4 separate regions of the Homo sapiens genome follow, and all the other regions are linked to region 3. A link is a loop called in an ENCODE intact Hi-C map of the cell type or tissue named here. Cell type or tissue: CD4-positive, alpha-beta T cell. All regions are shown on one strand. Links, peaks and the distances in the headings refer to the core of each region. The heading gives the core; the rest is flanking DNA.

What was found. A loop is a pair of places that touch in the nucleus more often than their neighbours do. Peaks named below come from ENCODE experiments on the same cell type or tissue, not always from the same donor. Only the 100,000 strongest peaks of a DNase experiment are listed, where the experiment ranks them.
Region 1: a loop joins it to region 3, with 2.6 times the contacts of the local background. A loop is called at or near these places in 3 of 110 quality-filtered maps.
Region 2: a loop joins it to region 3, with 2.3 times the contacts of the local background. A loop is called at or near these places in 4 of 110 quality-filtered maps.
Region 4: it touches region 3 in a loop (2.3-fold over the local background); 3 of 110 quality-filtered maps call a loop at or near these places.

What each region holds. Positions count from the first base shown.
Region 1 is chr12:101,873,952-101,882,002 of GRCh38, reverse strand. It overlaps DRAM1 (DNA damage regulated autophagy modulator 1), which reads right to left and starts at 4,423. Exons shown (of 7, transcript NM_018370.3): 1 at 4,083-4,423. The coding sequence starts at 4,213. RefSeq lists enhancers at 3,537-3,586, 3,727-3,816, 3,455-4,236, 4,397-4,446, 4,237-5,019 and silencers at 4,037-4,376, 4,627-4,786. In CD4-positive, alpha-beta T cell, for the core only: no CTCF peak of the experiment used is centred there; DNase peaks (open chromatin) are centred at 4,442 and 4,742; H3K4me3 peaks cover 2,074 bases; H3K27ac peaks cover 673 bases.
Region 2 is chr12:101,771,883-101,779,013 of GRCh38, reverse strand. The region is part of intron 7 of GNPTAB (N-acetylglucosamine-1-phosphate transferase subunits alpha and beta); the gene reads left to right. It also overlaps the pseudogene ST13P22. Among named protein-coding and RNA genes, the nearest start is that of SYCP3, 36 kb to the right of the region's middle. In CD4-positive, alpha-beta T cell, for the core only: CTCF peaks have their summits at 5,057 and 5,258 (motif pointing left); a DNase peak (open chromatin) is centred at 5,233.
Region 3 is chr12:102,118,456-102,123,311 of GRCh38, reverse strand. It overlaps NUP37 (nucleoporin 37), which reads left to right and starts at 3,198. Exons shown (of 10, transcript NM_024057.4): 1 at 3,198-3,262; 2 at 4,729-4,856. The coding sequence starts at 4,794. It overlaps PARPBP (PARP1 binding protein), which reads right to left and starts at 3,129. Exons shown (of 11, transcript NM_017915.5): 1 at 3,026-3,129. RefSeq lists enhancers at 1,726-2,283, 3,328-3,397. In CD4-positive, alpha-beta T cell, for the core only: no CTCF peak of the experiment used is centred there; a DNase peak (open chromatin) is centred at 3,151; H3K4me3 peaks cover 1,912 bases; H3K27ac peaks cover 892 bases.
Region 4 is chr12:101,837,545-101,845,327 of GRCh38, reverse strand. No RefSeq gene overlaps it. Among named protein-coding and RNA genes, the nearest start is that of GNPTAB, 10 kb to the right of the region's middle. In CD4-positive, alpha-beta T cell, for the core only: CTCF peaks have their summits at 5,177 and 5,376 (motif pointing right); DNase peaks (open chromatin) are centred at 5,387 and 6,507.

The DNA.
Region 1 (8,051 bases), core at 2,223-6,222, 240 kb after region 3:
TTTCCTTAAGGGATCTGCCCTGTCCTGGGGTAAAGAGTGAGTACCCAAGAAATAGTCATTCAGAAATATTCATTCAGCAAATATTGAGAGCTTTCATGGACCTTACAATCCAGTGAAGGGAGACAGAAAATAAACATAATAAATAAGTTAAATCACATGATTTGTTAGAAGGTGATACGTGCTGTGGTGAATAATAAGACTGGATATGGAGACCAGTAGTGGTCAGGTGCAATTTTTAAAAAGGGTGATCAGGGCAGGTCTCATCAAGATGATAACATTTGAACAAAGGAGGTAAGTGAAAAACTCTGCAGGAAGGTAACGTTTGAACAAAAGAGGTAAGTGAAAAATAGCTGCAGGGAGAACACCTGGCAGAGGGAACAGCCACTGCAAAGGTCTTGAGAAGGACGGGTGCTTGATGTGTTTAAGACACAAGGCCAGCGTGGTTGAAGGGAAGTACAAAGAGTAGGGGTAGAGGAGAGGAGGAGGTGATGAGCTAAGAGATACCTTCAGCCTGGCATGGGGGTGCACACTTTTAATCTCAAGTACTCAGTAGGCTGAGGTCAGGGGATTGCTTGAGCCATGGAGTTCGAGACCAGCCTGGGCAACATAGCAAGACCCCACCTCCAAAAAAAACACAACAAAAAGGGATAAGGTTGAATATTTCAAGGCCAGTAGATAAATGTAGAGTTATCACTTCTCTATGTCTGGTTCTTTCATTTTTTTGAGAAAGAGTCTCACTCAGTCACCCAGACTGGAGTGCAGTGGCACAGTCTCGGTTCACGGCAACCTCTGCCTCCCTGGTTCAAGCGATTCTCATGCCTCAGCCTCCTGAGTAGCTGGGATCACAGGAATGTGCCACCACGCTCAGCTAATTTTATATATTTTTAGTAGAGACTGCACCCAGCCTTCTTCTCTATGTGTGGTTCTTATCCACATCTTGTTGCTGCACCAAGGACTTGTTTTCTAGGAGCGGGCAGGGGCAATCCAGTGCTCCGGCTGCTCAGGTAAGCAGAGAGCAAACAACCTAAAAGACCCAGGCACACATGGGCAATCAGTACAAATGTTTGTTGTGTGTTGGCTGAGAACTCCTGGCAACAAGGGGGCATGCCTTTTTCTCCTGTAATTCTGCTTTTCCTGAAGGCTTCCTTGTTAAATTTTAAACCCCTTCCTTGTAGGGTCTGTGATTTGAGCATCTCATAAGTGGTTCACCTTGTCAGCTTATTTTCCCATTTCTGAATGTCTCCCATTTCAAGTTCACCTTAGAGTGATATTAATCACAACTACATCAGACACCTCTATGAACATTCAAAACCTGCCTTTGACAGCCTGGCCAATGAATATCACGTATTATCTGTCCTCAACCTTCAGATCTGGGACAAACATGACTACTGTTTTCTCAATAAGAAGCACTGCAGGCTGGGTGTGGTGGCTCACGCCTGTAATCCCAACACTTTAGGAGGCTGAGGCAGGTGGATCATCTGAGGTCAGGAGCTTGAGACCAGCCTGGCCAACATGGTGAAACCCCGTCTCTACTAAAAATACAAAAATATTAGCTGGGCGTGGTGGCAGGTGCCTGTAATCCCAGCTACTTGGGAGGCTGAGTCAGGAGAATTGCTTGAACCAGGAGGTGGAGGTTGCACTGAGCCGAGATTGCACCATTGCACTCCAGCCTGGGCGACAGAGCAAGACTCTGTCTTAAAAAAAAAAAAAAAAAAAAAAAAAAAGGAAGCATTGCAGGACACAGCAAGATGCCATCTCTACAAATACAAAAAAAAATTAAAAATTAGCTGGGCATGGTTGTGCATGCCTATCTACAGTCCCCAGCTATTCAGGAGGCTGAGGTGGGAGGATCAATGGAGCCCAGGAGGTCGAGGCTGCAGTGAGCTGTGATCCCACCACCACACCACAGACTGGGCAACAGAGCGAGACTTTGTCTGAAAAAACAAACAAACAAACAAACAAAAGAAGCAGCACTGCAGGTAGAGCAGCTCTTTACCTTTTTTTTTTTTTTCTGAGATGGAGTCTCGCTCTGTCACCAGGCTGGAGTGCAGTAGCTCTGTCTCGGCTCACTGCAACCTCTGCCTCCCGGGTTCAAGCAATTCTGCCTCAGCCTCCCGAGTAGCTGGGACTACAGGCGTGCACCACCACGCCCAGCTAATTTCTGTATTTTTAGTAGAGATGAGGTTTTACCATGTTGGCCAGGATGGTCTCGATCTCTTGACCTCATGATCCGCCAGCCTCGGCCTCCCAAAGTGCTGGGATTACAGGCGTGAGCCACTGTGCCCAGCTGAGCAGGTCTTTACTTTTACACAAGTCTAGAAGGATCTATCCTGCTTCAGAAGCAAGATGATGGCACTTGGGCCTGAGATGTGCCATGAGAAACCAAGCCTAGGTTTCTTCCAAGCATAATACCAGATGGGAGGGCCAGGCGTGGTGGCTCACGCCTGTAATCCCAACACTCTGGGAGGCCAAAGCAAGGGGAATGCTTGAGCCCAGGAGTTTAAGACCAGCCTGGGCAATATAGTGAGACTTTGTCTCTACTGAAAATAAAAAATAATAACAATAAATGGAAAAAACCGAAAGGCCAGATGAGAACATCTTGATATACATAACATCTCCTTTCATAGGCAAAAACCACCATCATTACTGCAAATTTGCACTATTCTACCTATTGCTGTATTCCCTGCATCTTGTAAATGCTGGTTCCCTGGGAACACTGGCTCACACCTGTAATCCTAGCATTTTGGGAGGCCAAGGCAAGAGGATCACTTGAGGTCAGGAATTTGAGACCAGCCTGACCAACATAGTGAAACCCTGTCTCTACTAAAAATACAAAAAAATTAAGCCAGGTGTGGTGGTGCACGCCTGTAATCTCAGCTACTTGGGAGGCTGAGGCAGGAGAATCGCTTGAACCCGGGAGGCAGAGGTTGCGGTGAGCCGAGATTGTGTCACTGCACTCCAGCCTGGGCGACAGAACAAGACTCTGTCTCAAAAAAATAAAAAAAATTTTAAAAAATGCTAGTCCCCTCTTGCTCGATCTTTGTTTCCCCTTTCTCCACACTCCTCACCCCCACCCCCAAAAAAAGGAAAAAAACAAACAAACAAACAAAAAAACACAGAACATTGCTCACCAGACAGAATGGCTGCAGGGAAGAAGACGCCCTACATTTTCTATCATAGCAGTAACAAACCTTGGGTGTCACCAACCTTATCATCCGTTCACCAACCAATGCCTGTCCAGAGGGGTCACACTACTTAGATAAGGATGGATGGTTCTAACGTTTAAAGAATCCTGCCACTATGAGAAAGGCACTGAGCTGGAACCCACATAGGAGGATCAGACCACTGTCCCTGGCACTGAAGTGCCCCTCAGGAAGGTAGAGGCCAAAGCACAGGAAAAGTGAATGGGTAAAATAACACAAAAGATGTCACAAGTTGTTGACAAGTTGAGGACTTTGGGGTCACAGTGCCCAGAGGTGTCTGGTGCAGCTCCAGAGAATTTAAGCCAGACTCCCAGAGACCTGGGGGCAGCACAGTGTTGCTTTCTGCATGGCCGGGTGTGAATTCTGCTCCTACCATTAACTAGTGTGACATCAGTGTCACGTTGATGATATTTCATCAACTTTACACCACCGCTCGCTTGCGGGAATAATAAGCCCAAACATCCACTTCAAGGGATGTTGGGATGCAGAAGTGAAAATAGTGGCTGTTTAGCATATACCTGGATCTACCTCTTGTATAATATATGTCATCTATCAGAACCCATCTTGTTTCAATATCGCCTAAGAACGTCCTGCTGAGATTCTGTCCCATACCCAGAATGAAAGCTCTACCATCTATCCTGAACCTCTCCTTGCTGCCACCCTGTTCCATGCTCCGGGTACAGGCAGAAGTGCTCAGCGCCGCACCCGCTGCCTCCCTAAACATCCCAGGCTATCGGGAGCACCTCTCCTCCTGCTCCCACCTCTGCCTGACCACACGACGCCCCAAGCTGGGTCCGGACGCCTTCCCTCCCCGTCGGCAGCGCTCCCTGTGGTCCCTGTGCCTGCTCCTGGGGCCCTGACGCCCACCCTGCCACTCACCTGATATACGGGAGGAAGGGGTTGACGTGCCCGGAGAGCACGGCGACCACGTAGGAGATAATGAAGGCGGCTGACGACCAGGTCACCAAGAGGAAGGGGACGAAAGCCATTCCCCTCAGGAAGCACAGCATCGCGCCGCCGCCGCCGCCGACGGAGTGCTGCGCCCAGCGGGGCCGGGCGCCGGGTTGCTCCGGGCTGCCTGGAGGCGGCGGCCGGGCGCGTACACTCACGGACGGTGGGAGGGGAGGCTCCGCGACGGCCGGGGCAGGCCCAGCCCCGGAGGGAGGGGAAGCGCGAGGAGCGGAGCGAGGCTGCGGGCGGCGAGGCTGCCGGGCCAGAGTGGGTGGGGCGCGGGCTGCCCGGGCTTGTTGCGAAACGAGTGAAGTCACAAAGCGGCCCGGCAGGGTCGGAGGCGCCCGGCGAGCTCCAAGCGGACGCGACTACGGAGCCGCCGGAGGGGACGCGGGGTCGGGTTCCTTTCGCTTTTGGTTTGGACACTCGGCGGAGGCCGGGTTGGGCGCGGACGGGCGGCGTGGGGTCACTGGCGGGGACGCCCGCTCTGGCCTTCCCACTCTGGCCCTACCGCGCTGGCTCTTGCGCAACTCTGGAGAAAAGGATTTATTTCTCCCAACCCCTCCCTCCCGGGGGATTTCCGGAGTGCCGGGCCTCGCACCCCGAGGGCGCCCCCTCCGAGGTCCCGCCGCCGGCGCTTCGCAGCAGTGAGAGTGGCCACCGCGTGGTGACACCCATGCCATCCGGTCGCGCTGCTGCTGCGGGGGTCGGGCAGAAGTGTTCAATGAGGTTCGCCAGGTCACGGGGCGCAGATGTGGCTCCCACCTCAATGGTGAACACCCGAAAACCCAGACAGGGTGGGAACGGGTGGGGTGGAGAGTACGCGGGTGGGGTGCGGGGCAGGCGGGTGGGACTGCGCGCCCACGGAGCCGGGAGGCCCATTGTGCTGCTTTCCAGGAGAGCGCAACTGGAGAATATTTCCTGGAAATAAGATTTCCCAGGCCGGGCGCCGTGAATAGCCATCACTTTGGGAGGCATCCAAAAGCCATCACCCCTGGAATGCCACCACTTTGGGAGGCCGAGTTGGGAGGATCGCTTGAACCCAAGAACTAGAGATCAGCCTGGGTAACATAGCGAAACCCCTCTTCTACAAAAAAAAAAAAAAAAAATGAAAAAGAAAAAAAGCCGGTTCCAGTTACTCGGGAGACTGAGTTGGGATGATCACTTGAGCCTTGGGGGTCGAGGCTGCAGTGAGCCTTTATCACACCACTTCACTCGGCCTGGGTGACAGAGCAAGACCTTGTCTCAAAAAACAAACAAACAAAAAAAAAACAAAAAAAACTCCCCTCCAGGTTCTGGAGTAGCCCAGACTCGGAGCCTTGGCCTAAGATGATTAATAGTGACTTGATACATTTCAAGCCCTGTGAAAGGGATTTGTGTTCTGGAGGCACTTATAATATAAGCACATGATTTTGATAGTTTAGGGAGTCTGAGCCCAACATATGTGGCCAAAATTGTTGGGTCATTGGTGACCAAAGATAGGTTCCTTTCAGCCACAAACACATTTCATGGGCGCCATGCTAGGCTACAAAGATGAAATAGTAATAGTACCCTCAGGACGAGGACACTCATAGATCAAAATAACAAAATTAGGCCAGGCGTGGTGGCTCATGCCTGTAATCCTAGCACTTTGGGAGGCCAAGGTGGGTGGATCACCTGAGGTCAGGAGTTCGAGACCAGCCTGGCCAACATGGTGAAACCCCATCTCTACTAAAAATACAAAAAATTAGTCAGGCATCATGGCTCACGCCTGTAATCCCAGCTACTCAGGAGGCTGAGGCAGGAGAATCGCTTGAACCTGGGAAATGGAGGTTTTCTCAGTGAGCTGAGATCACACCACTGCATTTCAGCCTGGGTGAGAGAACGAGACTCTGTCTCAAAAATATAAATAAATAAAAACAAAATTATGTTATGTGGTTTATTAAATGGAAAGGAGAGGATTTTAAAAAGTAGAGACATGCCCAGAGCTGAGGGCCAGGGGCCTGGGCTCAGAGGAAGGACCACGGAGGTTTTCTGACAGATGACATCAGAGTTTTCAAAAGGAAGTAATTACTAACCAGGCAAAGAAAAATAAGATTAGCATTCCAGGCCCAGAAAACAACTGGAGGAAATGCATACACAGAGCTTGCTTCCCTGGGACTATGAAAGCACTTAAATAAGTGTGAGGCAGCAAATGGAGAGAGAAACAAAGAGGCAAAGTCACCAGAGTCCTGCTGAGAATCTTGGATTATTTTTGGTATTAAGGAGAAAGTAAGAACATGGGCAGACTAGTATTTCAAGAGATCACTGTGGCCGTGGAGTGAGTGCCCGCCATACAAAACAAAATAGAAAATTTAAAATAAGGCTTTTTAAAAACCACAAAAGCTGGCCAGGCATGGTAGCTCACAGTTCTGTAATCCCGGCGCTTTGGGAGGCCGAAGCCTGGACAATATAGTGAGACCCGCAACCATATCTACAAAAAATTTAAAAATTAGCTGGGTGTGGTGTTGCATAACCTGTGGTTCCAGCTACATGAGAGGCTTACGTGGGAGGCTCACTTGAGCCCGGAGTTTGAGGCTGCAGTGAGCTATGATCACACCACTGAACTCCAGCCTGGATCACAGATCGAGACTCTATTTCAAAAACAAATAAAAATTTAAAAATGGTCAGGTGCAATGTAATCCCAGCACTTTAGGAGGTTGAGGCAGGCACATGACCTGAGGTCAGGAGTTCGAGACCAGCCTGGCCAATATGATGAAGCCCTGTCTCTACTGAAAATACAAAAATTAGCTGGGCATGGTGGTGCGCGCCTGTAATCCCAGCTACTCGTGAAGCTAAGGCATGAGAATCGCTTGAACCTGGGAGGCAGAGATTGCAGTTGAGCTGAGATTGCAGCCACTGCACTCCAGCCTGGGTAATAGAGCGAGACCCTGTCTTAAAAAAAAAAAAATGGCCAGGCACAGTGGCTCACGCCTGTAATTCCAGCACTTTGAGAGGTGGAGGCCAGTGGACCATGAGGTCAGGAGTTTAAGACCAGCCTGGCCAACATGGTGAAACCCCGTCAATGCTAAAAAATACAAAAATTAGCCAGGCATGGTGGCGGGCACCTGTAATCCCAGCTACTCAGGAGGCTGAGGCAGGAGAACTGCTTGAACCCAGGAGGCAGAGGTTGCAGTGAGCAGAGACGGTGACATTGCACTCCAGCCTGGTCAACAGATAGAGACTATGTCTCTAAATAAATAAATAAATTTTAAAAATAAAAAATAAAAATCACAAAAGTTAGCAACCATGGTTTCATTGTAATCTCTACCTAGGTTTCTGTGTTCTGAAAATCACTCTATTCCTTCCCTTTTTTCCTTTCGTGCCCTACTACTGATTCATCAGACTAAAAAAAAAAACTCTCCCTAAGCAAAGAAATTATAATATCAAAGGGAATTCACCTGATCATCTTACCCTTCTGCTGCTTATGTAATTTCCTTAATTAAGCAATTCAATTGGCTAATCACTTTTAACACAGATATAAGAATTGTCTGGCCTGGCGCGGTGGCTCACACCTCTAATCCCAGCACTTTGGAAGGCCGAGGCTGGCGGATCACGAGGTCTGGAGATCAAGACCATCCTGGCTAACACGGTGAAACCGCGTCTCTACTAAAAATACAAAAACAAAATTGGCCGGGCGTGGTGGCGGGCGCATATAGTCCCAGCTACTCAGGAGGCTGAGGCAGGAAAATGGCGTGAACCCGGGAGGCGGAGCTTGCAGTGAGCCGAGATCGCGCAACTGCACTCCAGACTGGACGACAGAGCAAGACTCTGTCTCAAAAAAAAAAAAAAAAAAAAAAAAAAAAAAAAAAAAATCTGAGGCCGGGCATGGTGGCTCACGCCTGTAATCCCAGCACTTTGGGAGGCCAAGGCGGGCGG
Region 2 (7,131 bases), core at 3,132-7,131, 350 kb after region 3:
TTACTGTTTTATGATACATTGTATTATCCTTGTAATACAATGGTAATGTGAATAACCACTTATGAATTTTTTACTTTTTTCATATTTTTCTTCATAGCTTTTTTTTTTTGGAGAGAGTCTTGCTCTGTCACCCAGGCTGGAGTGCAGTGGTGCGATCTGGGCACACTGCAACCTCTGCCTCCCGGGTTCAAATGATTCTCCTGCCTCAGCCTCCAAATAGCTGGGATTACAGGCATGCGCCACCATGCCTGGCTAATTTTTGTATTTTAAGTAGAGAGGGGGTTTCGCCGTGTTGACCAGGCTGGTCTCCAACTCCTGACCTCAGGTGATCCCCTCACCTTGGCCTCCCAAAGTGCTGGGATTACAGGCGTGAGCCACTGCTCCTTGCCCTTCATGACTTTCTTTATTGTACTTTGAAATACTGTAATGCCTGGCTATATTAGAGTTGAATTTGTTCTTAAATGCAGTTATTTTAGAATAGATAATACATCTCTCCTTCCTCTGAGTTATTTTTAGTACTGATTTGGACAGATAAAACCATAGATTAACTTTCATTTCAGCCAATGTTTATTTGACTTCTTGGCTTCCTGGTTATTAGTTCTAGAATTATAGACACATGTATATCTGTACTTTTGACCACCAGTTCAACTTGCTTATGTAGACAGAATGGCATTCTTGATTCTATTTATATAATTTCAATAAAATAAATGCTGAAAAGAAAGAAGGTTCATTCCACTTCTCCATACTCCACTCTGTTTGAATATCCCACATCACTTGGCCTGCTGCAGCTGCCCACCAGTGCGGACTGCTCTCATGCGTCTACTGGTGGATGGGTGTGTGCTGCCAGAGAATGCCAGTCCCGAGTCATGGTTGACAATTCAGCAAACTATTTTTGGGTGGCATGTGTGGTATAAGCAGGTCGAGGTGGAGTGGGGTAGCAATTTGAATTGAACAAGGAAAACCAGCAGGCTCCAGGTGTGGTGAGACTCCTTTCCACAGTTCAGTCTCCCAGTCAGAGATTTATTTGGATTTTCAGAGTTGTCTTTGTGGAGGCCAACACCTCTCAGAGCATCAAGCTAATCACACATAATGTTCTTTGAAGGTTGTTTTCATAATTCCAACACCTGTGATCAACTTCAGGGACTAGGACTTAAGATTTTTAGAGACTAGAGAGAAAATGAGAAAGAGGAAGAACAGACGCAGTGTCAGCATTTGAGTCCAGGCCTCGAGTGACTTGCTTTCCTTAGGCTTTGCTTCCTGATTACATTATGAGTACTCTGAGAATGAAGTTTCCTATCACTGCGTTCCCAACCAAACAAAACACCTTTTGTGTGTATGATGAGCTCCAAATAAGAGTTTATACAGAGTGCCATGAGAACATCTGGGCTTTAGGTGTACTTGGGGTCAAGGCAGGCTTTGCATAATAGAAGCATTTTAGCTGGGCCCTAAACAGAGCAGCCATTCTCCCAGCAGAGAAGGGAGCAGAAGAGACCATTCTATGTAGAGGGAACAGCCTGAGCAAGAGGGCTGGAGGCCTGAACATAAATGGTGTTTTCAGGGAACCAAGGCAATGGTTTCTAGCACAGGCAGGGATTTTGGTGAGGATGAGATTGTAAAGACAGGTTGAGGCCAGGTTGAGAAACGTCTCTGTTAAGAATACTAGATTTTTTCCTGTAGGCCGTGGAAGGACACAGTCTGATCTGCTTCTAAGGAACATACTAGGGAAAGGTGTGGTAGGAAAACCAGTTCAGCTGCTGCTGCCATAGCCCAGTAAGACGTTCCCATGCAAAAGTTGCTTGGCAGTGGGATGCCAACGATGGAAATGGTTCCAGAAGCATCTGAGAGAAACACTCAACATCACTTGGTGACTTACAAGCTATTCAGGAGGAGGAAGAGGAGAATGAAAGGGGAGGTGGACCTTTCTGGTGAAGATAGAAGTGATGGAATTAACCACACTCAGAGCTTCAGTGGCAGAAGCAAGTGTCTTTTGGAAGGAGACCCAGAGCTCAGTTTCGGATGTGTTGCATTAGGGGTGTACGTCGCATGTCAGAGGAGAGGGCTGTTAGACATTGGACTTCAAGACTTGAACTGTTGAACCACTTTGCCCTCGCAGGTTCCCCCAGGAGGCCTTTGCCATGGCCTGTGGCCCTGGAGCCACCTAGGGCTCAGCTCAGCTCTGCCCTACAGATTCTCACTAGGCCACGGGTATCTCAGGACAGGTACTGCCCTATTCACCTTTTTACCCTTAGTGATTACTTGGCACTTAGGGGGCTGCTTAAGGAATGAGCCATATGAGGCAATATCTTGGGATATATAGGGAAACATTTTCAGCAGTATGATTATTCACAGGAGTCACTCTAGGCACAGAAATGTGTCTTTGCACATTGTTGTATATACACAACTAGGCCTTTGTCATCCTGTTTAGAACAAAACCTGAAGTTTTTTGTTTTTGTTTTATTAACTGAGGCAGGAGTGTAGGACTTGAAAATAGTTTCATTTGTAAGATAATGGATTTGAATTCATAAAATCTTTTGACTGTAGTCTTATAAATCAGTCTTTTCTGTAAGAGACTTTCTAATTTGAAATACCTTGAGGTGGGTCCTTTAATAATCTGATTAATTACTCTCTAATTTATCTGTATAATTTTTGTGTATGACGGACACAGAATTCAGCTTTTGATAAATCAGATCATCAGTCCTTATTTTCAGATCCCTCTAAATCATTTTGTATCCATAGAACATTTTCATTCATGGTGGGTTTTTGCATTTATTTTTTGATTTTTGCTTTTGTTCACTTCTTTTTTAAACATATTTTAGAGCAAGTGGGAAATCTTCCCAAAGCTGTCAAGTGAATTCTCATGCTAAGTTTCCTTCAATTATAGTAGTTGTTGAGTGAGTGTGCAAAACGTGGAGGAGATGTAGACCCTGCCCTCAAGCATTTATAGTCACATTTTGGAAGCAGCGTGTGTGTATAGAGTTGGCAGTTGGAAACAGGAAAAGTCTGTGTGGGTCAGAGACATGGGGGAAGTTTTCAAAGAGAAAGAGGCTGCACTGGGTTCTTGAAGACTGAACAGGTGGTTTGTGCAGGCAGGATGGGAACAGCATATTGTCCTGCATGGACTCTGCCCCCCTCAAAGCTCTGGTCAGGGCCTAAGGTCACAGTAAATTGTCATAATTTTCTACTAATGCCCTTTCTTTTAGATAATTCTCTGAAACCACTATGTGCACTTGTTCTTTTAAAGCACGGTACCTTTTTCTTTTTTTGTTTTATTTCTAAAATAAAGATGAAACAACCAACTCTGAAACTGATTAAGTTTTAGAAAACCACCAGGACGTATTAAGATCTAGTAGCGGCCGGGCATAGTGGCTCACGCCTGTAATCCCAGCACTTTGAGAGGCCGAGGCGGGCAGATCATGAGGTCAGGAGATTGAGACCATCCTGGCCAACATGGTGAAATGAAACTCCATCTCTACTAAAAATACAAAAATTAGCTGGATGTGGTGGCGTGTGCCTGTAATCCCAGCTACTCGGGAGGCTAAGGCACGAGAATCACTTGAACCCAGCAGGCAGAGGTTGCAGCAAGCCGAGATGGTGCTACTGCACTCCAGCCTGGCGACAGAGTGAGACTCCGTCTCAAAAAAAAAAAAAGAAAAAAAAGATCTAATAGCTTTGAATTGTTGAATCACTTAAAGGCACTAATTTGGTTTTCAGTTGGTCTTAGCAGACGTGGGGTTTTTTTCCTAACAGATTTTTAATGATTTTAAATCAAATGAATCCAAAATGAAAGTAGATTACACCTTCTGAATTTGTAAGCACTTTAAAGTTGTTGGGAAAATAACTTCTAATAGGAAAGCCTTGTTATTTTGGATTTGCATGTTCTTCTAGACCAAATTTTCTCCACCTTTGCACCATTCACAGTTTAGACCTGTTGCCGCTATCCTTGGGGGACTGTCCTATGTATTGTAGGATGTTTAGCAGCATCCCAGGTCTCTGTCCTTCGGGAGTATTTGCAGATATGTGATTGTTTAGACAACTTGACGCAGCCTTTCTTTTTGGCATTGAAAAATGACCAGTTTGATATCATGATTTTTAACTAAGGCTTATCTTAAAATACTATTTTGTCTGCCTCAAAAGGATACCTTCTCTTTTGCACTCATTATTTTTGCTTGACTTAAAAACATGCATTCAAACTTACCTGTATTTGTTGGCTACTATTGTTTTTAAAGCCAATTTTTAAATATAGGCTACAATGCTGAGAACAGTAGAACGAACTGTTGAATATTCTCACTTATAATAAGCAATATCTTAAAGTGGCTCTATGTATTTTATATTAATATGCTCTAATCTTGCCTTGATAATCATTTATAGAATTTAAAAGTGAAGATTATTTACACTGCTTTTTCAATTCTTATATCTTGTGACTTGGTCAGTTATACTGAATTATACTGAATTTAATACTCCTGGGATTGTTTTATCATCCCTGTCCTATGTGATACACTGTACAAAATGTAAAATGTTAGATTTGCTTCCAATATATACTTACATATGTTCATATTATATCTAGAAGTTTGTGAAGTATCAAGCACTTGAAATCTGGTTTCCATATCTGTCATGCCATTGAAATTGGTCTCCATTGACCTACTAATTACACATTCCACTTAATTTTGTTTCTTGTCCCTTAATTTTGATGCTTGTTGTCTTTAGAAATATACCAGAATTAACATATTTTTCTGAATTAACATTTTTTTCTTGGGTTCTACAACACTGCTTCTCCTGACCATCATCTATATTGTCTTTCCTTGACTCAAATTGATCCACCAGTTGCTCAGTCGTTGTAGCCTACCCAGGCCCTGGCCTCAGCCACCATTTAGTTCTCCCTCTGTCTGTCTTCCCTTGCCTCATACTCCTACAAGTACCAGGTGTATCAGTCATGTTGTTCTAGATGATGCTGCTAGAACAAACATTCTGGAATCTCAATGGCTAAAAACAACAAAGCTTTATTTCTTAGTCATGCTACGTGTTGTTCACTGTGGGTCTGTAGGGAGTGGGTATAGAAGTTGTTCCCTTTTGCAGAAACTTATAATTTATGTAAATTTAAAATTTAAAATAAGATGCCATATATGGAGGCAGTTGCCCACAATTGCCCAAGCCACAAACTCCAGCCTTAGGCACAAACTACAGCTGCTCTTCCCACACTACCTTCTCTCTTCTGACAAAAGTAATGATGATGTCCAGGATTGGGGTGCCACCTAGTGGCTGTCAGAGGGTACTTCCCCACCCTTTTTACAGTGGCAGAAAATCTTTCTCATACATATAAATATTACCTTAACCTCATTAATCTTCATCTCTTTCCGAATTATTGTATAGTTACTATAGACAAACCTCTTCTTGCTCTTTTATGCATATATAATTAGAAACCAACCCTAGGCACTAAAAAGAATAGTTTTAGTGATATACCTTCTTATCAAACAAAGAGCCAACACAAGTTATGAAATTAAACTAGACACACCCCTTCTTCGAGGTTACGCCAAGCCAGTGCCTGGGCCTGAAACTGGCCTGCAGCCCCTCAGCTTCGCCCACTGCCTTCCGACCCTGGACCTTCGCAAAGTGAACGAGCTTCGGGACTTCGTGAAAATGTATAAGCAGGATCCGAGCATTCTGCATACCAAGGAAATGTGCTTTCTGAGGGAGCAGGTGGAGAGCATGGGGGGTGAAGTACCATGTGCTACTCAGAAAGCTATTATAAATCAGAAGAAAATATCAAGGAATTAAAAACAGGTAGTAAGAAGGTGGAGGAAAACATAAGCACAGACGAACTATCAAGTGAGGAAAGTGATCTAGAAATTGATAACGAAGCTGTGATTGAACCAGACACTGATTCCCCTCAAGAAATGGGAGATGGAGGTCAGGCCTGGTGGCTTACGCCTGTAATCCCAGCACTTTGGGAGGCCGAGGCGGGCAGATTGTATGTCAGGAGACCAGCCTGGCCAATGTGATGAAATCCTGCCTCTACTAAAAATACAAAAAATATTAGCTGGGCATGGTGGTGCTTGCCTGTAATCCCAGCTACTCGGGAGTCTGAGGCAGGAGAATCACTTGAACCCGGGAGATGGAGGTTGCAGTGAGCCGAGATCACATCACTGCACTCCAGCCTGCACGACAGAGTCAGACTCCGTCTCAAAAAATAGAAATAAAAATAAGTAAATAAATTGTTCTAGAATAGTGACTTTTTCTCTCCAGGGAGCCCTCAGAAATGCTTTGGGGGTGCTGTGAGAGGGAGGAAAGGGACAGGAAAGGCCAGAGGGTAGACAGGGACCCAGGCAGACTACTAATCCCCCTGTGTGGCCTGCCTCCCAGCACCCGGCACATATGCTGAGGCAAGTTGGTGACTCAGTGAGAACCAACTTAGTGAGTACTAAATATGTGCCAGGCACTCACTAAGTAAAAGAGGTGAAAGTGGTGAGTCAGGAAGACAGTTACATGCATCTGCAGGTGCTCACACATGCACCTGCACCTAATCTGTGAGAAGAGTTAATGGCCTACATCATAAGGGGAAAAGATATAAATGAAATTTCTAACTCTCACCTCTGGTGTTCTGGACTACATACGCTCAGGAAACTGCTTAGAAAATGAGCTAAGAATAGTCATGCAGCAAATAGAAGAGCTCAGAATAAGCTCATAATAAAATTTGTGTTTGCTTTGTTTTATAGATTGAGAAAGAAGACCGTAAGCTCTTTTAGAAGCACTAGTTCAGCAGAAGGATTTTACTGTCCTACATTTGTGGTTTTCAGGCCTCTCCCCTTTTCCTGAGTGATGAAAGCCTCTTCATAGGAAGTTGTGTGATACAGAGTCAGAACAGAAAACAGATAAAGAGTGGTGTGGACTTTCGTAGGGGTGGCAAAGCCTGTTTGTGGAACTTGATGTTTGTGATGTTCACGCTTAGATTTATGATTGCCCCAAAAGCTTTGCCCCAAAAGGTAGTTTTCCCATGGAAGCACTTCAGGCAGTCCTGCCGAAGGTGCTCCTCCCAGGCACGTGGCACAAAAGCTGTTCAGACACCCCACTAGCAGATGTACTTGTCACCAATTCCAGCAAGGTTAATTACATTGCAGATTTTTTGCCCAATATAAG
Region 3 (4,856 bases), core at 857-4,856:
ATGCTCTCCTTTGAAGCTGGAGTCCAGTTTGGGAGCTTAGATTTCAGGAGTGTTTCCAGTAAGAGTGGTTCACTGTGCTAAACTGTTCATACAAACAATATAGTTTATGCTAAACACTTGCGAGTCTGGAATTTTGGTACATGTCAGACAGTGGATGCCTTTGCATTTAGCCCCCAATAAAAACCCTGGGCATTAAGTCTCTAATAAGCTTCCCTGGTAGACATTTCACATGTGTTGTCACCACCTATTACAACAGGAGGAATTGTGTCCTGTATGACCACTAGAGTATCACCAAGCAGTGTCCCACCCAAACTGCTGATCCACAGAATCAGAAGGAAATGGTTATTTTAAAACCTTAACTTTTGAAATGGTTTGTTACACCGTACTACATAACCAATAAAATAACTAATATTTAGGAGCTAACTTGGTGGAGATACTTTTCAAAAGCTTAATATTGATTACCTCACTCGACTGTCATAAGTGTCCAATAAGACAGGTCTGTTATTATCCTTATTTTACCTAATAACCTCCACGTCACTCAGCTTGTAAGTGGACAAACAGCATAAACTTAATATGTCTAACTCTATAAGCTGTGTTCTTAAAGCATCATGTTAAGTAACTTCTCCTGATGCACACAAAAGCCTTTCAAAATAATTTGAGGTAGTGCCAATGTTTCATATACCCAAGACTATATAAGGCATCCAATTCCTTTCTCTGAGTTTACAGACATGCCTGCTAAAAGTTTTTTTCCTACTTTAAGTACTCAAGTCTCAACATACTCACATGCCCATCATCTTATTTTGGGTATTTTCCTGTACTTATTCCATTTCCTGACTCCTTCTGCTATCCTTTTCTTCTATTTTTATGTGGCATAAACAGAATCCTAGATGTTTACTTTGGTTTGTATAATCAAGAGCAAAGATACATGCCACTTGCAATATAATTAAATTATAGACACAATCTATGATGCAACTTAAAGATACAGGTAGAAGATTAGAGATTAATTATTTACATAAATGCAAATCCTAGTAAATAGCTAAGAATTGTATTTCTCTTCAAAAAATCACCCTCATCTCTTGAAAGAAAAAAGAAAGTGAAGAACTGTCAGCTTCAGTGACATGGTCACTTTGCCTGAAATACATTTTTAGGAGTAAATTACTTACTGGTATTATTTAAAGGTAGTATTATGAGATTTGATTGCTATGAATGAAGACTCACTTGGGAATTAGGCCATTCTGAAATGTGGCTCCACCACTTACTGGCTGCGAGATCTTGGCCAAGTTACATCACCTTTCCCTGCCTCAGCTTCCTCATAATGAAAATGAAAACCCTATCCCATAGGGTTTTATGACAAGTCAACGACATAAACACAAGTAAAGCTTTTAGAACAGTGCCTGGCATGTATAAAAGCACATTAGCTATTATCATGCATTATGAGTTTCTAAGTTGTTTTGAGTTAAAAGTAAAAGAGCATTGCCTGGGCATGGTGGTTCACACTTGTAATCCCAGCACTTTGGGAAGCCGAGGCTCACCTAAGGTTAGGAGTTCGAGACCAACCTGGCCAACATGGTGAAACCCTGTCTACTAAAAATTAGCTGGGTGTGGTGGTGTGTGCCTCTAACCCCAGCTACTTGGGAGGCTGAGACAGGAGAATCGCTTGAACCAGGGAGGCGGAAGTTGCAGTGAGCCAAGATAGCACTACTGCACTCCAGCCTAGGTGACAGAGTGAGACTCTGTCTTAAAAAAAAAAAAAAAAAAAAAAAAAAGAGCATTACTATGGTGACAGAAAACCAAGAGTCTCATTCAGGGATCAGCTAATTTTTTCTAAAGGAACAAACAGTAAATATTTGAGGCATGCACAACTACTCACTTTGACCTTCTAGTGTGAAAATAGCCATGGACATACATAAACAAACAAATGAGTATAGCTGTGCTCCAATAAAACTTTTTTTATGGACACTGAAATTTGAATTTCATGTAATTTTTACACATCACAAAACATTATTCTTTTCATTTTTTCCCCCAACCATATAAACACGTAACACTCCTTCTTAGCTCAGGAGCTGGCTGCACAAAAACAGGCAGCACAGCCAGTTTGCCAACCCCTGGTCTAGTCCCAGCTCTTCCTGTAGCTAGCTGGCTGTGGGAGCCTATGCCATAAGCCTTACACGTGGTTCCTAGGTGGAGGCATCATCACACAGAAATACTTGCCTTCCAGTCCCTTGTGAGAAGTCAATGAGACAATAAATATGCAAGCACTCTGAATGGCAGGCTGCACTATACAAAAAAACAGTAGCCAAAGGCAGCAGCGATAACACTTGTTTTTAAAAAATTGGATTCCAAGTTGCTCTAGAGCAAAAACTGTGAGACAGAAAATTGTCACTGGGCAGGCAGTGTGAAATGGTTGAAAGAACTACACTTCCGAGTCAGATATCACTTCCAGGCTCCCCCTTTATGACCTGTAGTCCTTCGGTATTTAAAATCTCTAATGAGCATAAGTTTCTTCACCTGCAAAACCAGGAAGGGAATTCCTACCTCACAGAATGAGACGTTAGTGAAACAAGTACATAACCCACCTAGTGCCAGGCATTTAGTAGGTGCTCAATTTAAAAATTGCACTCAACATCATTATCAGTGTTCGAGTGCAAGTCCCAAAGGTTCCTTGGGAGGCTGTAACTAATCAGGAGTAGGAGAAAGTTGAGGAATTGGAGTCCGTGTACATAGTGGGACTAGAACCCAGGTTTCCTGCCTAACTAATGGAAGTTAAGCAGGCCTCTACGGGCCTGTCTTCCAAGCTGCAGACGAACCCTCAGGACCTACCAGCTCCATCGCTAGATACTGTGAACTCCGCCTACAGCCCCCAGGCCCAACCAGGCTCGAGCGTCAAGTCACTGCACCATAATACTTCGGTCCCACGGCACTTTGCTACGACCGAGGTATTACAGTGCAAAACACCCTCAAAAGCCACAGCCTGAATCACCACTTAAAAATGCGACAGGGCAGGTAGGGCAGACGCGAGACTTACGTGATTAGGGGTAGACCCGAAGACGTACTCTTCAGTGTGCGGAAGGATCCCCAACGGGATGCCCTCCCGCGGCCGCCGCAGTCGCCGCTGTCGCCGCTGAATACAGTTCAAACCTCGCGGGAGGCCCCGGGAGCCAATCGCTGCGCTCGCCCTCCGACCCGGAAGCAGAGCCACAGCGCGTCGCGGCAGCCCCCAAGGAAGACCAGCCTGCCTCTGGTCGGTTCCTGGCGCTCTGCGGTGCGTATCGAGCTGGGAGCCCGAGAGGCCGGGATGCTTTTCTGCCGGCCGCCCAGCCTTGCCACTCTATTCCCAGGAGTTCTTCCTTCCCACTTCGGGCCCCGGGAGGTGGGAGCGGGGTCTTGAGGAACTCGCCTGGCCCGGGGAGAGGTGTCGGCGCTCATTGCAGAGACTTATCTTGTTCCCTCCCTTCTTCTCTGCCGTTGTAGTTTTACAGGGGCAAGTCCTGTCCAACGTGTACGGTGAGGCCCCGGCCACTGCTTTAATGAGCAGTAGGTGTAGGGACGGAACAATTTCGTGACCTCGAATCTCTTGCACTTCTATACCTCTCTGTCTCCGTGTCCATAACACTTGCTGGTCACCCTTCAAAAGTCTCCAGTCCCTGATGTCCATTCCTAAAGTTACTAGTTTATAAGCGTCTCGAGGTGGGACTCATTCTCAGTACATACTCTTAAGGTGCTTGATATGTTTGTTACTGAGTCCAGCTGTTTTCAGGACAACCCTTGTGTCGAATTTTTTAAAAAACCAAAAACTCTAAAACCCATAATTCTCATGTGGGAATGCTACTTCCAGAATGCACACTAGTCCCTGACAGGTTAAGGTCTTCTGCCTAGTTTTAAGAATATTATTATTTTAATTTTTAAGTTCCGGGATACGTGTGCGGGACGTGCAGGTTTATTACAAAGGTAAAACGTGTGCTATGGTGGTTTGCACACCCATCACCTAGGTATTAAGCTCCACATGCATTAGCTATTTATCCTGATGCTCTCCCTCCGCCCAACCCCCTGAACATTATTTTTATATCACACATTTTGGTACTCCTTAACAACAGATCCTGTATTTTCTATCTGTTTATATTATAGCCCTTTTCACGTTGAGTCATAACTATCCCTAAACTGTGGTCTCCTTCAAGCCAGGAGGCTGTTTTTTTCTTCATTAGCGCTGGTTCTCCACACACAATGAAGTCTTCCAAATCCTGGCCCTGCTTATGAGCTTGGCAAGTTAGTTAACCTACTGAAGCCTCAGTTTCTCCATCTACAAAATGGAGACCAGAGGTAGTACCTGCCTTTAGATTTGTACAGATACCAGATGTGATCATGTCAGTAAAATGCTTAATATGGTACCTACAAATAGTGGTTCATAAAAGTTATTAATTTTTATTAACATTTGCTGTTAAAATGATTCCATCTTCAGATGAAATACTATTTGTTTTAGATAATCTAAACAGAACTTTGCAGTGTTATTGTCTGCTAGAATCACAGATATGGGAAAGAGCTGTGGAGCAAATGTGGAACCATTAATAACTAGATTTAATATTTTTCCTGCAGTTTCTGTCCCTTGATAAGTACTTTAAATGTTTCTTTTGAGCTTTCTGTCTCATTGTAACACCACAACCTTATTTTGATGCATTTGCTGAATGACTAACATATTGACCATTGTAATTGTACCTGTGCTCTAATCCACAGTTTCGTGACCTTGTCCAGTAGAAGGCTATTTAATTTTCACAACTGCTTGAATTTTGACATACAAGATGAAGCAAGATGCCTCAAGAAATGCTGCCTACACTGTGGATTGTGAAGATTATGTGCATGTG
Region 4 (7,783 bases), core at 3,784-7,783, 280 kb after region 3:
CGTGAACAGATCATTCATTTATTTATTTTACAAGCGTTGCTGAGTCCCTACCCTGACAGAATGCTGAGGGGCACAATGAGGATTTGAAGTATGAAGCACAGACCCTGCCCTGAAAATGCTCATTCAAGAGATAAGTACACACATGAGGATTTTAATTAAACCGTGATGTTAAGTACCATGAAATTGTGAAGTCTCACATTTATAGAGGATTCAACAGTCCAATCCTATGAGATGGGTAATGCCAAATAAGGGATAAGAATTTACTAACAGGAAAAAAAAAAATCCATGAAGGGAGTTGGAGTGATTTCTGAGGTTCCAGCTTAAGAGGCTGGGAGAGTAATGGTGCCATTGATGGAGGCACAGAAGTTAAAACAGGGAGATGATTTAGGCACAAAAGATGGTGAGGGCCGGACGTGGTGGCTCACGCCTATAATCCCAACACTGGGAGGCCGAGGCAGGCAGATCACTTGCAGTCAGGAGTTCAAGACCAGCCTAGCCAACATGATGAAACCCCATCTCTACTAAAAATACAAAAATTAGTCGGGTGTGGTGGTGTGTGCCTGTAATCCCAGCTACTCGGGTTGCTGAGGCAGGAGAATTGCTTCAACCTGGGAGGCAGGAGGCTGCAGTGAGCCGAGATCACACCACTGAACTCCAGCCTGGATGACAGAGAAAGACTCTGACTCAAAAAAAAAAAAACACGGTGAGATGGTGAGATGTTTGCTTTAGACCCCGAATGTATTGGCTAGTTTTCATTTGCTCCCAGATTCATTCCCATACCCTTTGCTGACCACATGGACGGTTTTACACAGACTCTCCTAACCTCTGGTTTCAACCAATGGGAGGCACCAGGAAGAGATCAAAGGGGTGTTTCTCTCCTGCCTAGCTGCATCCCTTCTCACAGTGCTGCATCCCTCCACTATGGTAGGGCCTGTCATTTAGTTTCCTTCCCACGGCTCCAGCTCTCACCATGCTTACATAACACCAGTTTCTTGATGACATCATCAGATATCTCACTGCCTTCTATAAAATTTCTTTTTTTCCCTCCTTCTTTTTTTTTTTTTTAGAGATGGAGTCTCACTGTGTCCCCCAGGCTGGAGTGCAGTGGCGCAATCTTGGCTCACTCCAGCCTGTGCCTCCCAGGTTCAGTAGATTCTCATGCCTCAGCCTCCTGAGTAGCTGGGACTACAAGCACCCACCACCACACCTGGCTAATCTAGAAATTTTCTTGAAGACATTATAGTTGCCATGAAATAAAATGTAGAAGTAAAGCAGAGGGCAGAGGTCTAGTCTATGTGAACTGAACCACCACCTAGAAACGGCAGGAGGTAGACTACAACCCAGAAAAGGAAGTCATCAAAGATCTTCCAGAAAAATCAGAAACGTATTCTGTCCTGGACACCAAAGTAAGACAACATTTCAAGAAAAGATTATTGAAGACATCCAATACTGCAGGAGGGTCAAGGAGAAGATAAACCAAAATATACTACTGGACTTGTTAGTTAGGATTCACTATATCCACTGCATTTCATTATTTCAGACGTTAGTTTTAATAGAAGCAGGAGTAGATGCCAGGTTGTTGAAGGTTAACCAAATTTAAAAAGTGGGCAGAGGGTTTGAAGAAGACTTTTCAGCAAAGAAAGCACACAAATGGCATGCACATATAGTGGCACTGTTCACCTATAATGAGTTTATTTTATTTTATTTATTTTGAGACAGGGTCTCACTCTGTTGCCCAGGCTGGATTACAATCTAGTGTCATGATCACAGCTCACTGCAGCCTCGACCTGCTGGGCTTAAGCAATCCTCCCACCTCAGCCTCCCAAGTAGCTGGGACTACAGGTGTGTGCCAACATGCCTAGCTAATTAAAAAAAATTTTTTTTTTGTAGAAATGGGTCTCACTATGTTGCCCAGGCTAGTCTGGAACTCCTGAGCTCAAATGATCCTCTCTCCTTGGCCTCCCAAAATACTGGGATTACAGATGTGAGTTACTGTACCCAGCTAATGGGTCAATTTTATAGAATCTTGTTTTGTGTGTGTATATGTGTGTGTGTGTGTGTGTTTCTTTGTTTGTTTTTTGAGACAAAGTCTTGCTCTGTAGCCCAGGCTGGAGTACGGTGGCACGATCTTGGCTCACTGCAAACTCTGCCTCTTGGGTTTAAGCTATTCTCCTGCCTCAGCCTTCTGAGAAGCTGGAATTACAGGCCCACGCCACAATGCCTGGCTAATTTTTTGTATTTTTTTTTACAGAGATGGGGTTTCACCATGTTGGCCTAGGTCTCAAACTCATGACTTTGTGATCCACCCGCCTTGGCCTCCCAAAGTGCTGGGATTACAGGCATGAGCCACCGCGCCTGGCCTAATTTTATAGGATCTTAATTATAATCTCAATAAAGTTAAATAGAGAATTTTCAAGGAAATTGAGGAAGAATAATTAAAGCAATATACATGATTGCTCAGCAGACAATGAGGCTTTGACCCATGATTTTTTGTTTATTTAACCTTATTTGAGAGAAATTTATCTTAATAAAAAAGCACGTTTCTAGAGGAGAATTCTCAAAATTAATTAGTGGTGAATCTGCATATTGTGTGACACGAAAATAAATCCAACAAGAATGACTTTACTTTGAATCTAGGTTAATATGATGTAAGATGTGAAAATGGTAAAACCAGTCCTGCCTTATCTCATTTACAATTTTAATGTTGCTGCTTTAAACTAAGAATCCAAAGAATATATAGGCCTTGGAAAGGAATAGGGCTGTCCACATTGGAAGGGACTTATAATGTAGCTTTTAGAATCTTTTTGTTTTACGTGCACCTCATAGCAGAGCAATTGAGATAAACCTGCAGCTGGTTCGAACTTGATGACAGAAGAAAAGACAACAGAAAATCTTTTTCCTTTTCATAAGCTTCTCTCTATTCACACTAACCCTAATAATTATTCACCCTTCTTTTGGTATAATCTAGGGGTTCTTGCCACATTCATTTATTCGTTCCTTTAGCCTAAAATGTCAGAAGCACCAGTTATTACTCTTTCACTGTGATATTTATACTTTGGATAAATTAACTCTGAAATTTCCTTGTTGGTTGGCATCACTTGGACTTTTACTGTGCTCCTGGGATTGGTTACAGTGAGTTTAATACATCTAGAGCACTGCCAAAGCATTATAGCAAAATATCAGAGTATCCCTGACAGTATTCTGGAAAGCAGACTATGCAAAATGCAAAAGTCTCCCTATTTAATTATGAACTTGACATTGCAATGAATTAGAGAATCAGCATTTATGGATAATCAAATATATATATTGAGTGCTCACTGCTTTGGGTGTTTTGTTTGCTTGTTTGTTTGTTTCCGGTGGGGTTGGAAGCTTTGGTTTTAAGGAGATGAAAACTAAAGAAAGTTCCAAATGCTTGGAGATCAGAAAATTGATCCAGTTTTCAAACACCAGGTACAAAGATGAGGGTAGGAGTTAGCTTTTGCAAATAGGTAGATTCTGCAAAGTACATCACAGTGGACTTCATATTGATCCTGAGGTTTGTGAGAACTTAAACAGGGAAGAAATTAGGAACTAAGGGGGAGACAGGAGAGACAAGACAGACAGAAAAATACACAGAGGGAATTTTCTTTCTTTCTTTCTTTCTCTCTTTCTTTCTTTTTTTTTGAGACAAAGTCTCACTCTGTTGCCCAGGCTGGAGTGCAGTGGCCTGATCTCGGCTCACTGCAAGCTCTGCCTCCTGGGGTTCACGCCATTCTCCTGCCTCAGCCTCCCGAGTAGCTGGGACTACAGGCGCCTGCCACCACACCCGGCTAATTTTTTGTATTTTTAGTAGAGACGGGGTTTCACCATGTTAGCCAGGATGGTCTCCATCTCCTGACCTCGTGATCCGCCCACCTTGGCCTCCCAAAGTGCTGGGATTATAGGCGTGAAACACTGAGCCCAGCCTCTTTGTTTCTTTCTCTCTCTCTTTCTTTCTTTCTCTCTCTCTCGCTCTCTCTTTTTCTTTTTCTTTCTTTCTTTCTTCTTTCTTTCTTTTCTTTCTTTCTTTCTTTTTCTTTCTTTCCCCCTCTCTCTCCCTTCCTTCCTTTCTTCCTCCTTTCCTTCTTTTCTTTTCTTTTGTCTTACTCTTTTGCCCAGGATGGAGTGCAGTGGTGCTATCACAACTCATTGTAACCTCAAACTTCTCAGCTCAAGTGATCCTCCCTCCTCAGCCTCCCAAGTAGCTAGAACTACAAGTCTGTACCACCACACCTAGCTAATTTAATTTTTTTTTTTTTTGAGATGGAGTCTCACTCTTATCACCCAGGCTAGAGTACAATGGCACAATCTCGACTCACTGCAACCTCCCCCTCCCGGGTTCAAGCGATTCTCAAGCCTCAGCCTCCTGAGTAGCTCGGATTACAGGCATGCGCCACCAGGCCTGGCTAATTTTTTTATTTTTAGTAGAGACGAGGTTTCGCCATGTTGGCCAGGCTGGTCCGTCTTGAACTCCTGATCTCAGGTGATCCACCCGCCTTGGCCTCCCAAAGTGCTGGGATTACAGGCGTGAGCCACTGCACGCGGCTAATTTTTTTTCTTTTCATAGAGATGGGTCTCACGATGTGCCCAGGCCAGTCTTAAACTCCTGGGCTCAAGCGACCCTCCAACCTTGGCCTCCCAAAGCACTGGGATTACAGGCATGAGCCAAAGCCATTGGTGAGAATATTTTCTTTTTGAGCAAACCTGAAACTTTACAAAAATGGACAATGTGCTAGGCAACGAAGGAAGAGTCAATGAATTCCAAGGAGTTTTACTATTATACAAGCTATGTTCTCTTACCTTATTTTGGTCAGGGTAATTATTTGTAGATTAAGGAATCTATTCACTGATTTAAACAGAAAGGGATTAAGTTGGCCTACCCATAAGCCCTCAGGAGGTCTGAACAAAGAGCCTTTACCTATGACAGTATTCTAGATAGAGACTACTAGGTTGAATTTGTAAGATCAGGTCCTAATACTCCACTGAACTAAGCTGTCAAGGGAGCTACTGACGCTGCCGGGATCAGAAAGAGCAGGATCAGGATGCTTTCTACAGAGGCAGGAAGCTGCTTCCAACTGCACCACACCTGCCTTGACTCACTCACTCCAGCCAAAACAGGCGCCCTTTGCACTGCCTCTCTCTCTCCATGTAGCTTACTTCCAGGTTGAAATCTTCTGTGAATTCACCTGATTAGGAGAACTTCAACCACACCTAGAACCCTGGCTTCAAGGATATGCCAATAATCAATTGTTGCCTCTCAGTTCCAAATTCACTCCTTCAGAACTTGCTGTGTATTAATGAATTGGACTTCTTTTGAAGCGTTTCTTTTGCAGTGAGTGTGATGTGAAGCTTTGCCAGTAGAGGGCGATGAAGGAATGTTGCAGGAAGAAGGTGGCATCACCCCCCGCCCCAACTCTTTCCATATTTGCTCCCCTCCCTTCCTCCGTCCTTTTAAAAATATTTATTTATTTGGCATAAAATTTTTTTACTGCTCTTTGTGGAGCAGGGCTACCCCATGGTGTGCCCATTTATTTTTTATTTATTTATTTTTTTAGAGACAGGGTCTCACTATGCTGCCCAGGCTGATCTCAAACTCCTGGGCTCAAGTGATCCTCCCACCTTGGCCTCCCAAAGTGTGCTGGGATTACAGGCATGAGGCATTGTTCCTGGGTTTTTTGTTTGTTTGTTTTGTTGTTGTTATTGTTTGTTTGTTTGTTTTTTTTTTCCACAGGATCTTGCTCTGTCACCCAGGCTGGAGAGCAGTGGTACAATCACAGCTCACTGCAGCCTCAAACTCTTGGGCTCAGGAAACTCTCCTGCCTCAGCCTCCTGAGTACTGAGTAGCTGGTACTACAGGCACGGGCCACAATGCCTGGCTAATTTCTTTCTTTAAAAAGTTTTTGTAGAGATGGGGATCTCAATATGTTTCCCAGGCTGGTCTTGAACTCATGACCTCAAGCAATCCTCCTGCCTTGGTGTTCCAAGGTTCTGGGACTACTGGCATGAGCCACTGGGCCACTCTTCTTTTCTAGATTTCATTGTTTGGTTTTTGTGTTTTCTTCTTCCTGCCACATGGTGGGTTAGGGTACCAGTATGGGAGGACATCAGCTGTGCTCTGCAGCAGCCATGCGTATCCAGAGATCACAGTATCTCAGAACCTTGCCACCCTGGCCTAGGCCTGGTGACCTCCTTGCCTTGGTCCTCCTGATGGGTACATTGTGTGCCCAGGCCTGACACCCACTGCAGTGCCCCAACTCCCAATTGTGCACCTGCATTCTGTGCCAATATTGATGGGATGCAATAAAATTAGTAATTAGAGGGACATTTATGCTTTGGAAAACATTTATTAAAAAACCATAAAATTGAAAAAATTGAGCTAAATATTAAATTTGAAAAATGAGTTCAAGAGCAACAGAGCAACAGAGCAAACAGAATAAGGGGGGAAAATTACCAAGACAGAGACACAAATCAATGAATAGAAAACCACAGAACATTAGAGAGAATGACCCAAACAGGAAGCTGGGTTTTTTTTTTGTCTGTTTGGTGTGTTTTTTTTTTTTTTTTGTCTTTTTTTTTTTTTTTTTTGGAGACGGAGTCTCACTCTGTTGCCCAGGCTGGAATGCAGTGGTGCAATCTCAGCTCACTGCAACCTCTGCCTCCCAGGTTCAGGTGATTCTTCCGCCTCAGCCTCCTGAGTAGCTGGGACTACAGGCGCACACCACCATGCCCAGCACATTTTTTGTATTTTTAGTAGAGACAGGGCATCTCGATATATTTCCCAGGCTGGTCTTGAACTCATGACCTCAAGCAATCCTCCTGCCTTGGTGTCCCAAGGTTCTGGGACTACTGGGCCAGCCTTCTTTTCCAGATTCCATTGTGAGCCACCGTGCCTGGCAGAAGCTGGTTTTTGAAAAGATTATTTAGGCTGGGCACAATGGCTCATGCCTGTAATCCCAGCACTCTGGGAGGCCGAGATGGGTGGATTGCCTGAGCTCAGGAGTTCAAGACCAGCCTGGACAACATGGCGAAAACCCATCTCTACAAAAAATACAAAAATTAGCCAGGCATATTGGTGCACACCTGTAATCCCAGCTACTCCAGGGGCTGCAGTGGGAGGATCGCTTGAGCCCAGGAGGTCGAGGCTGCAGTAAGCCAAGATGGTATCACTGCACTCCAGCCAGGGTGACAGAGAGACCCTGTCTCTAAAAAAAGAAAAGGTTATTTAGGCAAAGGGAGAAAAGATACAAAGAAGTAGTAGACAAAATGAAGCAAACAAACAACCAGAGTCAATAATGATAGAAATAACAGAGGTTTTAAAACCAAGTTGACATTAGTATATTCCACTATATAAAAATGATCCCAAGCTAGAAAGTTTTCCAAATGAGCTCTACCTCAAAACATAGGGTTATTCTCTATATCCTTTAATAACACACTGTAATTCAATTCATCAAAACTTTATACAACTCTGTGATTGGAACTTTTTTTTTTTTGAAACAGAGTCCCTCTCTGTCGCCCAGGCTGGAGTGCAGTGGCGCAATCTCGGCTCGCTGCAATCTCTGCCTCCCAGGCTCAAGCAATTCTCCTGCTTCAGTCTCCCACATAGCTGAGATTACAAGCATACACCATCACACCTGGCTAATTTTTGTATTTTTAGTAGAAATGTGGTTTCGCCATGTTGGCCAGGCTGGTTTCGAACTCCTGGGCTCAAGTGATCCACCCTCCTTGGCCTACCAAAGTGCAGGCATTACAGGTGTGAGCCACCTCA